Linked DNA regions of Mus musculus: region 1 is linked to region 2. A link is a loop called in an ENCODE intact Hi-C map of the cell type or tissue named here. Cell type or tissue: left cerebral cortex. All regions are shown on one strand. Links, peaks and the distances in the headings refer to the core of each region. The heading gives the core; the rest is flanking DNA.

Evidence for each region. Hi-C counts contacts between places; a loop is a spot of excess contacts. Peaks named below come from ENCODE experiments on the same cell type or tissue, not always from the same donor. Only the 100,000 strongest peaks of a DNase experiment are listed, where the experiment ranks them.
Region 1: a loop joins it to region 2, with 2.6 times the contacts of the local background. A loop is called at or near these places in 1 of 42 quality-filtered maps.

What each region holds. Positions count from the first base shown.
Region 1 is chr13:110,515,354-110,520,731 of GRCm38, forward strand. No RefSeq gene overlaps it. Among named protein-coding and RNA genes, the nearest start is that of Gm32990, 51 kb to the right of the region's middle. In left cerebral cortex, for the core only: a CTCF peak has its summit at 2,606; a DNase peak (open chromatin) is centred at 2,815; H3K27ac peaks cover 941 bases.
Region 2 is chr13:110,397,141-110,402,518 of GRCm38, forward strand. It overlaps Plk2 (polo like kinase 2), which reads left to right. Exons shown (of 14, transcript NM_152804.2): 6 at 331-426; 7 at 548-746; 8 at 834-981; 9 at 1,233-1,330; 10 at 1,539-1,668; 11 at 1,881-2,121; 12 at 2,240-2,369; 13 at 2,623-2,733; 14 at 2,893-3,704. The coding sequence ends at 3,084. Among named protein-coding and RNA genes, the nearest start is that of Plk2, 4.8 kb to the left of the region's middle. In left cerebral cortex, for the core only: no CTCF peak of the experiment used is centred there; DNase peaks (open chromatin) are centred at 901, 1,620, 1,843, 2,234 and 4 more places; H3K4me3 peaks cover 3,788 bases; H3K27ac peaks cover 2,604 bases.

The sequences.
Region 1 (5,378 bases), core at 531-4,530, 120 kb after region 2:
ACAAGACCCGAATAAGACAGCATCAACAGAAATGTTAACACAGAAGAGGGAAGCTTAGGAGGCCTCAAATGTAGACAAAGAACAAAAGCCAACTGAGAAATATGGAGACTGGCAGAAATAGTTTTCTGCAAGGAAAAGGAAATCAATTGCTTATCCAATATCAAATGTACCAAATGGTCAGCCCTACACACACACACACACACACACACACACACACACACACACACACACAAACTAACATAAAGAGTAAACAGGTTGTAGTTCTAAATTTAGGAATATGTATATATGTATATATGGTATAATGTTGTATCTATGTTATAAATGCATATGCATATAACATATGTTTACATACACATATATGTGTGTGTATATAATGTATATATTGTATATATATGCAACAACAATTCAAGAAATAGTGACCATATTTTTGAAAGAGAGCAAGGAGTTTGATATATACATGGCTTTGGAGGAAGAAAGGGAAAGAGGAAAATAATGTAGTTATATTATATTGAAAATTAAAAAAATTACAAAGGACACTTTTCTGACCAAGGGTGAAAGCAGCTAAAATGTGGATGCAGATATTTAGAAAGGGGTTTTTACAGCATGACACTGTCCCCCCTAGGCTCTATGGTTTCCCTAGCTATAGATTTCACCATGTTTACAATACCAGGCATAAATTTCTTCCTTTGACTCAAGCTTTACATGCATGTAACAATAGGAAGAGTGGTTGGCTACCGATTAACAGTCCTCACACGATTGCACCAGTGTGCATATCTTGTTGGCAAGTTATTATTGTAGTATGCCGAGTCCAGTGTTTGTTATGATCACTGGTTGCCTTTTTGATTCTAGCAGTCAACATGGCACTCTTTGGCACCATGGAAGATAGCCAGGAGGCAGAGAGTTTCCTATCAGTTCAAAACTGATTTCTCTAGCCCTGGACATGACATGTGTTACATCCTCAGCAGTAGGGTCGGACCATCCAATTAGATGGGTAACCAACCCATGACATGGCAGTTTTGGGTCCCTCCAGGGTCTCCCTAACCAATTCTCATAGGCAAATAACCTGTGTCTGCCACTAAGGCTTTCATTTAATTATCCATCTTCTTTTTTTTCAAAGCATTATTGCTCAGATACACAAATACCTTTGTTTAAACTCCTTTTTAAAGAAAACATGTCTTAATTCATTTACAAACTAGTGGGTCTCATACAGCAGATCACACATCCTTGGTTTTGGTTCACCCATCCTTTGCACTTCACTACCCACGCCTTCCCCACTTGCACGTGAACTTTAGCTCTCATCCTGTTCCCCATTAGATCACATGTGCTCCACTATCCCCCTTTTTCTTATATTTCTTTTACTTGGGTTGCAAGATCACAGTTTCCCTAGTAGCTTCTATATGAATACTTCATTTTGGTTAATCCTTCCCCAATCCCTTTATTTCCTCTTCTGAATGACTCCACAGCCTCCTTAAGCCTTCCTTGTCCCCAGATTCTCCCTCCTTACATCTATCTATCTATCTATCTATCTATCTATCTATCTATCTATCTATCTATCTATCTATCTATCTACGTGTGTATGTATGTATGTATGTATGTATGTATCTATCTATCTATCTATCTATCTATCTATCTATCTATCTATCTATCTATCTATCTATCTATCTATCTATCTATATATCTATCTACCAAATGCTGCCCCCTGGCTCCTCCTCACATCACATATTTTCTCCCTCTGTCTCCCCTTCCTTTCTCCTCTGAGAGGGTGCCCCCCACCTCTCAGACCCATCCCATGGGCAACCACCAATCCCTGACATTATTAATGATACTCTGTCATACTTGCAAAGAGCAACCTAGCATAACTGTTCTCTGTGAGGCTCTCTCTACCCAGCAGCCGACTGGAACTGATGCAGAGACCCACAGCCGAACATTGGATAGAGGAAGGGACCTCCTATGGTAGAGTTTGGGAAAGGGTTAAAGACCCTGAAGCAGATAGGAATCCCACAGGAAGACCAACAGAGTCAATTAAAATGGACTCCTGGGAGCTCTCAGAGCCTGAGCCACCAACCAAAGAGCGTATGCAGATTGGATCGAGACCCTGGGCACATACGTAGTGAGATGAGCAAGCAGTTCAGTCTCTATGGCTGCCTTGTCTGGCCTCAGTAGGAAAAGAAGTGCCTAATTCTGCAGAGATTTGATGTGACAGGGTTGGGGGATACCTGGGAAAGGAGGGGCTGCAATCAGGATGTAAAATGAATACATGAATGAATAAATAAATAATAAGTGAAAAAGAAAATATCCAACACCTTCCTGCTTTTTTTGTTTGTTTTGTTTTGTGGCTACTCAGTTGCCACAAAGTGAACAGATTTCCACTGACAGAGGTTACAGTAAACACGCTGTTATATCCCAGGACCCAGCAACTACCAATTGGAATTTCTGAATTCAGGAGCCAAATTAAACCTCTCTTTCTTAGCACTGCTTGTGTAGGGTCTTTTGTCCCAGGAATAGAATGTTGAATAATACTCAGGCTGCATTCCTCACAAAATCGTTCTACTCAGCAACACGGGTTGTTGGTCATAGCAGGTACTGCTTGTGCCATGCGTCAAGTATTTCTAGTGCTTCTGTCAATAGTATATAACAGAAAAGCCTTAAGATAAATGTGTTTTTAAAGCAGTTCATCATGGCTTTAAGAGAATGATGCTGGGCAGGGTATGCTTTGCCTAATTATAATTTGTCCGTAGTTTGCTGCTATTGTGGTAAGCTTTGCCACACGTGCTTCTCATGTCCTGGCTGCCAGCTCCGGCACGCTGAGCTTCAGATGCCAAGCCCCTGTTTGAGCACATGCAGATGAAGCAGAGCATGTGGACTGACATGAGACACCCTTGGAAATAGGATTTGCAGCTCAAACTCTACCTTGGACAGGCGCTCAAGTTTAGTTAGCTTCAAACGAGCAAAATGAAAGGATAATGGGTAAAACTCCGTTATGTAAGAGCGGCTAAAAATATGAATGTAGAGGGTTGAGATTTGTTTCTCAGGGGCATATGACTCAGTGGCTTAATTGTCAAAGAAATAAAATGACTTTCAGTTAATTTGCTCAAATCTGATGAGTCTGTTCAATAGCTTCTACAGAGTAACCTTTAAATTGTACACATTGCAGAAACAATCTTATTCAATGTATTCAAGACAGTAGAAACTGAGGCTCTTTGGGTATAAATGGAGAGACCAAGGGGAGAAATAAGTTCTTAGTAGATGTCACAGTAGGATCTGAACCCAGATAGAGCTTTTGGATTCTTAAGTGTTCTCTTTCCATTTTCCACTCTTAGTATGTTTCTTAATGCTTTGTGTGTGTGTGTGTGTGTGTGTGTGTGCGCGCGCGCGCGCGCACACGCGCGCGAGCACATGAGCGCATGTAGTGTATACACACTCTCTATAAATGCTACATATAACAAATTAACGCATTATAGACACATATTCAACATATGTACAATATGGACTATATAAGAACACATGACATAACAAAATATATACTCATAATAGCCTCCAGAGCATCAAAATTATAAGGTCTTTTGCATGCATATGTCTTTGGTGCCTTAGCATTTTCTAGGTCTGAATGAAACCAACAGAACTTCTGAGTAAGACAACCAGAGCTGACAATGTTTAGAGGGATACTGGTCTGCTAACCGCAGGAGGAAATCAATGAATCAGACAAGTGAGAACTCAGAAGGGCTTCTACCTGGCCTGGCTCACCATTTCTCCATGAGATCCTAATTAGGAGATAATAGCTAAGTGGGAGTCAGATGGTTGGAAAGAAACCAGGCAACAGCACAGACTTGTAAGTTGATATGAACCCCGAATGACCATGTGTTTGTACACTCTCCAGGCTTTGGGAGCACTGTTGCACCTCTTAAATACCTACTGTGTGTGGCCGGTTACTTTGTTCAAAGACATGCTTTGCATTGAACGCTAACCCTCCATTTGCATTGTTATAGTAGTTCATCTATCCTGCTGCAGAACAATCAATAAAACTAATTTTCTACAGAGACGGTACTGAATATTAGGAGAGAAACTGGATTACCGTTTTTTTTTCCTTATGTTTTAATTTAGTATCATGGGCACATGGACTCAAATCCAGTCAAAGCTGCATGGTATATTTGTGATGACTAATTATTCCAACAGCAACCTCACTTCAGACCATACAGTGTTGCACAGGAAATCTAGCTACAAGCAAGTAGAAGTTGCTGGCTGTTTTAAAAGTCAGTTCAAAAGAAGATATATTAAAAAAAAAAACCTGCCCTTAAATATTATGATACCATTAGCAGGATATCCAGCATTGTGTTTAAAAGAGATAAGCCACACGAGAGATTATCAGTTAAGGTCAATTTGAATCTAGAAATCTCCATGCAGATGTCTTGTGGGTGAACTGACCTTGCTGACAGCTCCAGTTCTAGGTTCTCCAGGCTGCATTTCTCTCTTCACTTTCATCAGCATGGCTGTGTCTTCAGCTCTTTGAATGTCTAAGTTTGGAACCAAGGAAGTATACTTGGTGGCTAGGAACAGGTAACCCATGATAAGTAGGGCTTTCCTCTCTGTCCCTTCGCAGAGGTGAAACAATCCCAGCCAGACGCAGAGGTGAGGTGAGCACAGGCGAGCTGCTGGGCTTAAACCTGGAGGGGCAACCTCTCCACTGGCTCATCCCATACTCTTTGCAAACTAGAATGCAAAGGAAGGCTGAAACAAGGCCTAAAATTCTCATAGTCAGTCTTAGATACAAACCTTTTGTTAAATAGCATTCCTGACCCGACCCATACCTGCTTAGAAACAGGACTCTGAACAAATATCCTATTGGAGTTTTGACCTGACCCAATGTTGCCTAGCTATAAACAGTGAAACTGATTAAAGTATGATACCTTTTCTGAGCCAAAAAAAAAAAAAAAAAAAGGAAGGGATGGAAGGAAGGAAAATTAAGGAGCAGGGGTGGGGGTGGGGGAAGGGAAGGAATATAGGAGCTGGAGGAATGGTTTAACTGCTAAAAGCTTAGGATGCTCTTTCAGGGGACTGGGTTTTATTCCCAACACCCACATGGTAGCTCACAACTGTCTTTAACTCCAGTGTCAGGGGATCTAACAACAGCCTTTTCTGATTTTTTTGGGCATCAGACATGCATAGGTTGCACAGACATACATGCGAGCAAAACACGCATATATGTACGTACGTGTACACACACACACACACACACACACACACACACACACACACACACACGTCAAATAGCCCCACATAAAGAACTCTAGGCAACTGAGAAATGCTGAGAACAAAAGAAACAGTCTTTCCATGGGAAGAGCACACCAATTGGTTATCCAGTACTAAATGGTCAGCTCCAG
Region 2 (5,378 bases), core at 469-4,468:
CACCTCTAAATGGATTATTAAGGCAATCAATAAAATAAATGTTTAAATTTACTTGATATATACATACACACACATACACATGTACACACGCACACACAGGATCTGGTCTCATCTGGTTAAAAATACTTGGTCATATGGGCTGGGCAAATTGTACACACATTAAAAAATTACCAAAAGAAACTTGGTCAAATAAAAACACTAAAAAATAGTCAAGTAGAAAATGAGAAAAAAAAATTCAAGCTTTTATTTCCCATTGAGTCATCCCCAGAGAAGTAATTTTAATTGAAGTCATAGTTCCTAATGAGATCTTGCTATATTCTGTCTTCTCAGAACAATATGTGGAACCCCAAATTATCTCTCCCCCGAAGTCCTCAACAAACAAGGACACGGCTGTGAATCAGACATCTGGGCCTTAGGCTGTGTAATGTAAGTAAATGCACTAAAAAAAAAAAAAAAAAAAAAAAAAAAAGCCAAAGTTGACTCAGTCATGATGCTCAAAAAGAGTTCCTTCTTGACCATTTCTGAAGATGTGCTTCTGTGTACCCAGGTATACGATGCTGCTAGGAAGACCTCCATTCGAAACCACAAATCTGAAAGAAACGTACAGGTGCATAAGGGAAGCAAGGTATACCATGCCATCCTCATTGCTGGCCCCTGCTAAGCACTTGATAGCTAGCATGCTGTCCAAAAACCCAGAGGACCGCCCCAGTTTGGATGACATCATTCGGCATGACTTCTTCCTGCAGGTCAGTGCTCTTTGACCTTTCTGTAAAATTGAGTGTCATCGTCCTGGTTGCTGGAGAGGTTTCTGATGGTCTCTTCTGGTTCCACAGGGTTTCACTCCGGACAGACTCTCTTCCAGCTGTTGCCACACAGTTCCAGATTTCCACTTGTCAAGCCCAGCCAAGAATTTCTTTAAGAAAGCCGCAGCCGCTCTTTTTGGTGGCAAGAAGGACAAAGCAAGATATAACGACACACACAGTAAGTTTCCGTATCCAGGATTTCCCTTGAGTTTGATGACTGCATTGAGACTTTCCCTTTAGCGCAACTTCACCATCTTATTTGTATACTGCTGACACTAAGAGAATGGATTGATAGCTTTGGTTTACCTGAGCACTGAAGTGTGTGCTGCCTGCATAGCTGCAGCCCAAGCCAATGATGACATCGTGCTAACTCTTTTCCACACTTGTTGAGATAAATTAACATGCGCAATTCTTTCCCTCGATTTACAGATAAGGTGTCTAAGGAAGATGAAGACATTTACAAGCTTCGGCATGATTTGAAGAAAGTGTCGATAACCCAGCAGCCTAGCAAACACAGAGCAGATGAGGTAGGTCGGGGAAGCACACAAAGAAAAGGTCACGTCCATTCTCGGATAACTAGCATCTGTATGATTAGCAGGGCTGAAGCCATGCTTCCAGGCAGGCTACTTATAAGCTTTTCCAGCGATTATCATAATCTTATGTTAACCTGAAACTTCACATGTAAAGAGACCCAGCCCCTTGGCTCACTGTATGGTGCTTTTCTTCCCTTTCAAGGAGCCCCAGCCGCCTCCCACTACTGTTGCCAGATCTGGAACGTCCGCAGTGGAAAACAAACAGCAGATTGGGGATGCAATCCGGATGATAGTCAGGGGGACTCTCGGCAGCTGCAGCAGCAGCAGCGAATGTAAGTGCTCAAAACCGTATTTTAAATAGACTGTAAGATTAGTGCTGATTAACATAGGAATAAAATCCTAGCATCAGGGAAAAGGCACCAAGGGACCGTGATCTCTATTTCTCTGTCTTTCCCATACGTGGAGTGGAGGGGAAACAGCATTTCCTGATCACAGGGGTTTAATCGTAAACAATGTCGTCATTTCCGTCTCTGTGACTTTGCAGGCCTTGAAGACAGCACCATGGGAAGTGTGGCAGACACAGTGGCAAGAGTCCTTCGAGGATGTCTAGAAAACATGCCGGAAGCTGACTGTATCCCCAAAGAGCAGCTGAGCACGTCCTTTCAGTGGGTCACCAAGTGGGTCGACTACTCCAACAAATACGGCTTTGGGTACCAGCTCTCGGACCACACTGTTGGCGTCCTTTTCAACAACGGGGCTCACATGAGCCTCCTTCCGGACAAAAAGTACGTGTGTGCGTCTGAATGCCGCAGCCGGCCAGTTCTCCGCTGTTGCGCTAATGAAATCTTGGAAACAGTGATGAATTGCTGCTAACCTTTCTTTTCTCTCCTTCCTGATCTTTAGGACAGTTCACTATTATGCGGAACTTGGCCAATGCTCTGTTTTCCCAGCAACAGATGCCCCTGAACAATTTATTAGTCAAGTGACGGTGCTGAAATACTTTTCTCATTACATGGAGGAGAACCTCATGGATGTAAGTACCCCGTGTCTTTTAGAGCAGAGATACGTGAAGCAGTCTAGACCCCAGCAACATCTGCCTCCCTTTGAAGTCTTGTTTAGTTTAGCTTCTCAGGGCTTATCTTAGATGCAGTGCAGAGAGTCAGCATCTCTTTGAGATAGAGCCAGGAATCTTGAGGCCGTTCCGAGGCTTAAGTTTGAGAGGCACGGTGTAACGTCCACACAGTACAGTTTCAGAGGCATTGACCCTCTCTCCTGATTTCTTCCAGGGTGGTGATCTCCCGAGTGTTACTGACATTCGAAGACCTCGGCTCTACCTCCTGCAGTGGTTAAAGTCTGATAAAGCCTTAATGATGCTCTTCAATGACGGCACATTTCAGGTAACTGAGCCTGTTAGGGACCCACACGTCTAGGTTCGGAAATCTTTTTCTACCCAACTGCTTTACCTTTTTTTTTTTTTTTTTTTTTTTTTTTTGGCAGAACCTTGATTACTTCTTGCTTAGCAAGTTCTAATGTCTGTGTTTATTTTTTTCTTAAAGGTGAATTTCTACCACGATCATACAAAAATCATCATCTGTAACCAGAGTGAAGAATACCTTCTCACCTACATCAATGAGGACAGGATCTCTACAACTTTCAGACTGACGACTCTGCTGATGTCTGGCTGTTCGTTAGAATTGAAAAATCGAATGGAATATGCCCTGAACATGCTCTTACAGAGATGTAACTGAAAACATTATTATTATTATTATTATAATTATTTCGAGCGGACCTCATGGGACTCTTTTCCACTGTGAGATCAACAGGGAAGCCAGCGGAAAGATACAGAGCATGTTAGAGAAGTCGGACAGGTGGTGGTACGAATACAATTCCTCTGTGGCCTGCTGGACTGCTGGAACCAGACCAGCCTAAGGTGTAGAGTTGACTTTGGACAATCCTGAGTGTGGAGCCGAGTGCAGTTTTCCCTGAGATACCTGTCGTGAAAAGGTTTATGGGACAGTTTTTCAGAAAGATGCATTGACTCTGAAGTTCTCTCTGTTGAGAGCGTCTTCAGTTGGAAGACTTGGAACTGTGAATACACTTCCTGAAGGGGAGGGAGAAGGGAGGTTGCTCCCTTGCTGTTTAAAGGCTACAATCAGAGCAGCTTTTGGCTGCTTAACTGTGAACTATGGCCATACATTTTTTTTTTTTTTTGGTTATTTTTGAATACACTTGTGGTTGGAAAAGTGCATTCCTTGTTAATAAACTTTTTATTTATTACAGCCCCAAGAGCAGTATTTATTATCAAGATGTTCTCTTTTTTTATGTTGACCATTTCAAACTCTTGGCAATAAAGAGTATGACATAGAAACAGTGGTCTCCTGTCCTTGCTCGTACTCATCACGGCACCCATCGGAGCTTTTAAGCACGGGTTCCTGACACGTCAGTGTGACATCACACACAGCAACAAACTAGACACATCTTTACTATTCCTAGTGACACTTCTAGGGAATCAGTCTTTCATGTCGTCCTTACATTTATGGGCAGTCTTGAGGACCTAACTTGAGAAGTGTATAAAACTGTTGTCACTTTTTACGATCTTCCCCCTACATGATTGGACTCCTGCTGAATTCCAAATGACTTTGTTTCTAAACCAGCTCTTCAAGAATCATTTAACTTAGCCAAAAAGTAGAGTAGTCTCATGCAGACAGACCTGGCATTGCTAAGTGACTAGGTTCAGGAGGTTAACCTTAATATGGGCAAAACTATGGGTTGTGGTACATACATCACTGCGACGCGTTACTCAGCTTTAAGCTGCCTAAACACTTCTAGCGCCTCTGGCAATTAAGCTTCATACTATAATCGTAGGAAACCCTTTGCTAATAACTCACTGTTTTCCTTCTGGTGCACGGAGGTTGAAAAGTTCTGAATATGTGAACCAAATTATGACATGGGTTCATCTTTTAAATTACTAAGTTATTGACGAGGCACATCTGACAAGGTTTTTTTTCTTCTTCTTCTTTCAGTGAAAGCTGTAGAATTTGCACTATGTTGTCCCGTGACTCTGAGCATACACTGACCTACAGATGACCCTAATAAAACTTGCTGTTGTTGTTCAAGCGTAATCATACTCCAAGGAAGATGCTATCCTGGAGAAGGACAGCATTTTGTGCTAGAGCTGTTTACACTGTGATTAGGGGCAAATGGGAGCTGGATGTTGTATTTATCTAAACATAGATGCTGCACCTGGTACACTCAGTGAAAGCCACCTTTGAGAAACTGCTATGCATATCATGAGTCCTCAACCACCCTTGGTACTTTGGGATGTCTCTGCATCAAAATGTATTTCTTCTAATGACTTAACAGTGATGGCCAAGCAAGACTAAGTAACAGGTGAGCACAACTTGAATCTAATTTTTATGAACAGAAAACAAGCAATAGAGTTAAAATGGGGAAAAATAATATCCTTTCCTTTGGATGTTGACATTGGAACTCCACATGCTACTTTAAGGTTTTAGAACAGGCTTAGCCATTCTTGTTATTGAGTATGTGCTGTGTGACAAGGTGCAGGGCCTAGCCTTGAGTTCCCTGAACCTAGGACTCTTCTTGCCCTGCAGGGAGTCTCCCAAAGGCAGATAGTGCAACAGCCTTGGTCTGATAAGTGCTGCGATATTATGATGAAGGTATGCACTGGGTGCTATGATAATTGAAAACAGGAATCAGGAAAGAGCCCTTATTACGTGATAGACTCAGAAACAGGTTCTGTCAGAGAAGGAAAATCTTTATGCAGAGGTTGTAAGATGTTTGAGGGCCAAATAGTTTTGAAAGTCAAGAGATGCCAAGTAGGTTTCAGCAAGTGAAATAATATAGAACAAGAAGCCTAGCATTGAGAGCGTTCATAGCAGATTTATGCATGTAGACTGTGGCATGAAAAGCTAATGTATCTCTCATGCATTTGACACATTGAGGCTATATCATGAAGGCCGTGGATAGACCTACTGAGAGATATTTTTGGTTTATTTTGGTTTTAGATTTTTTTTTTTTA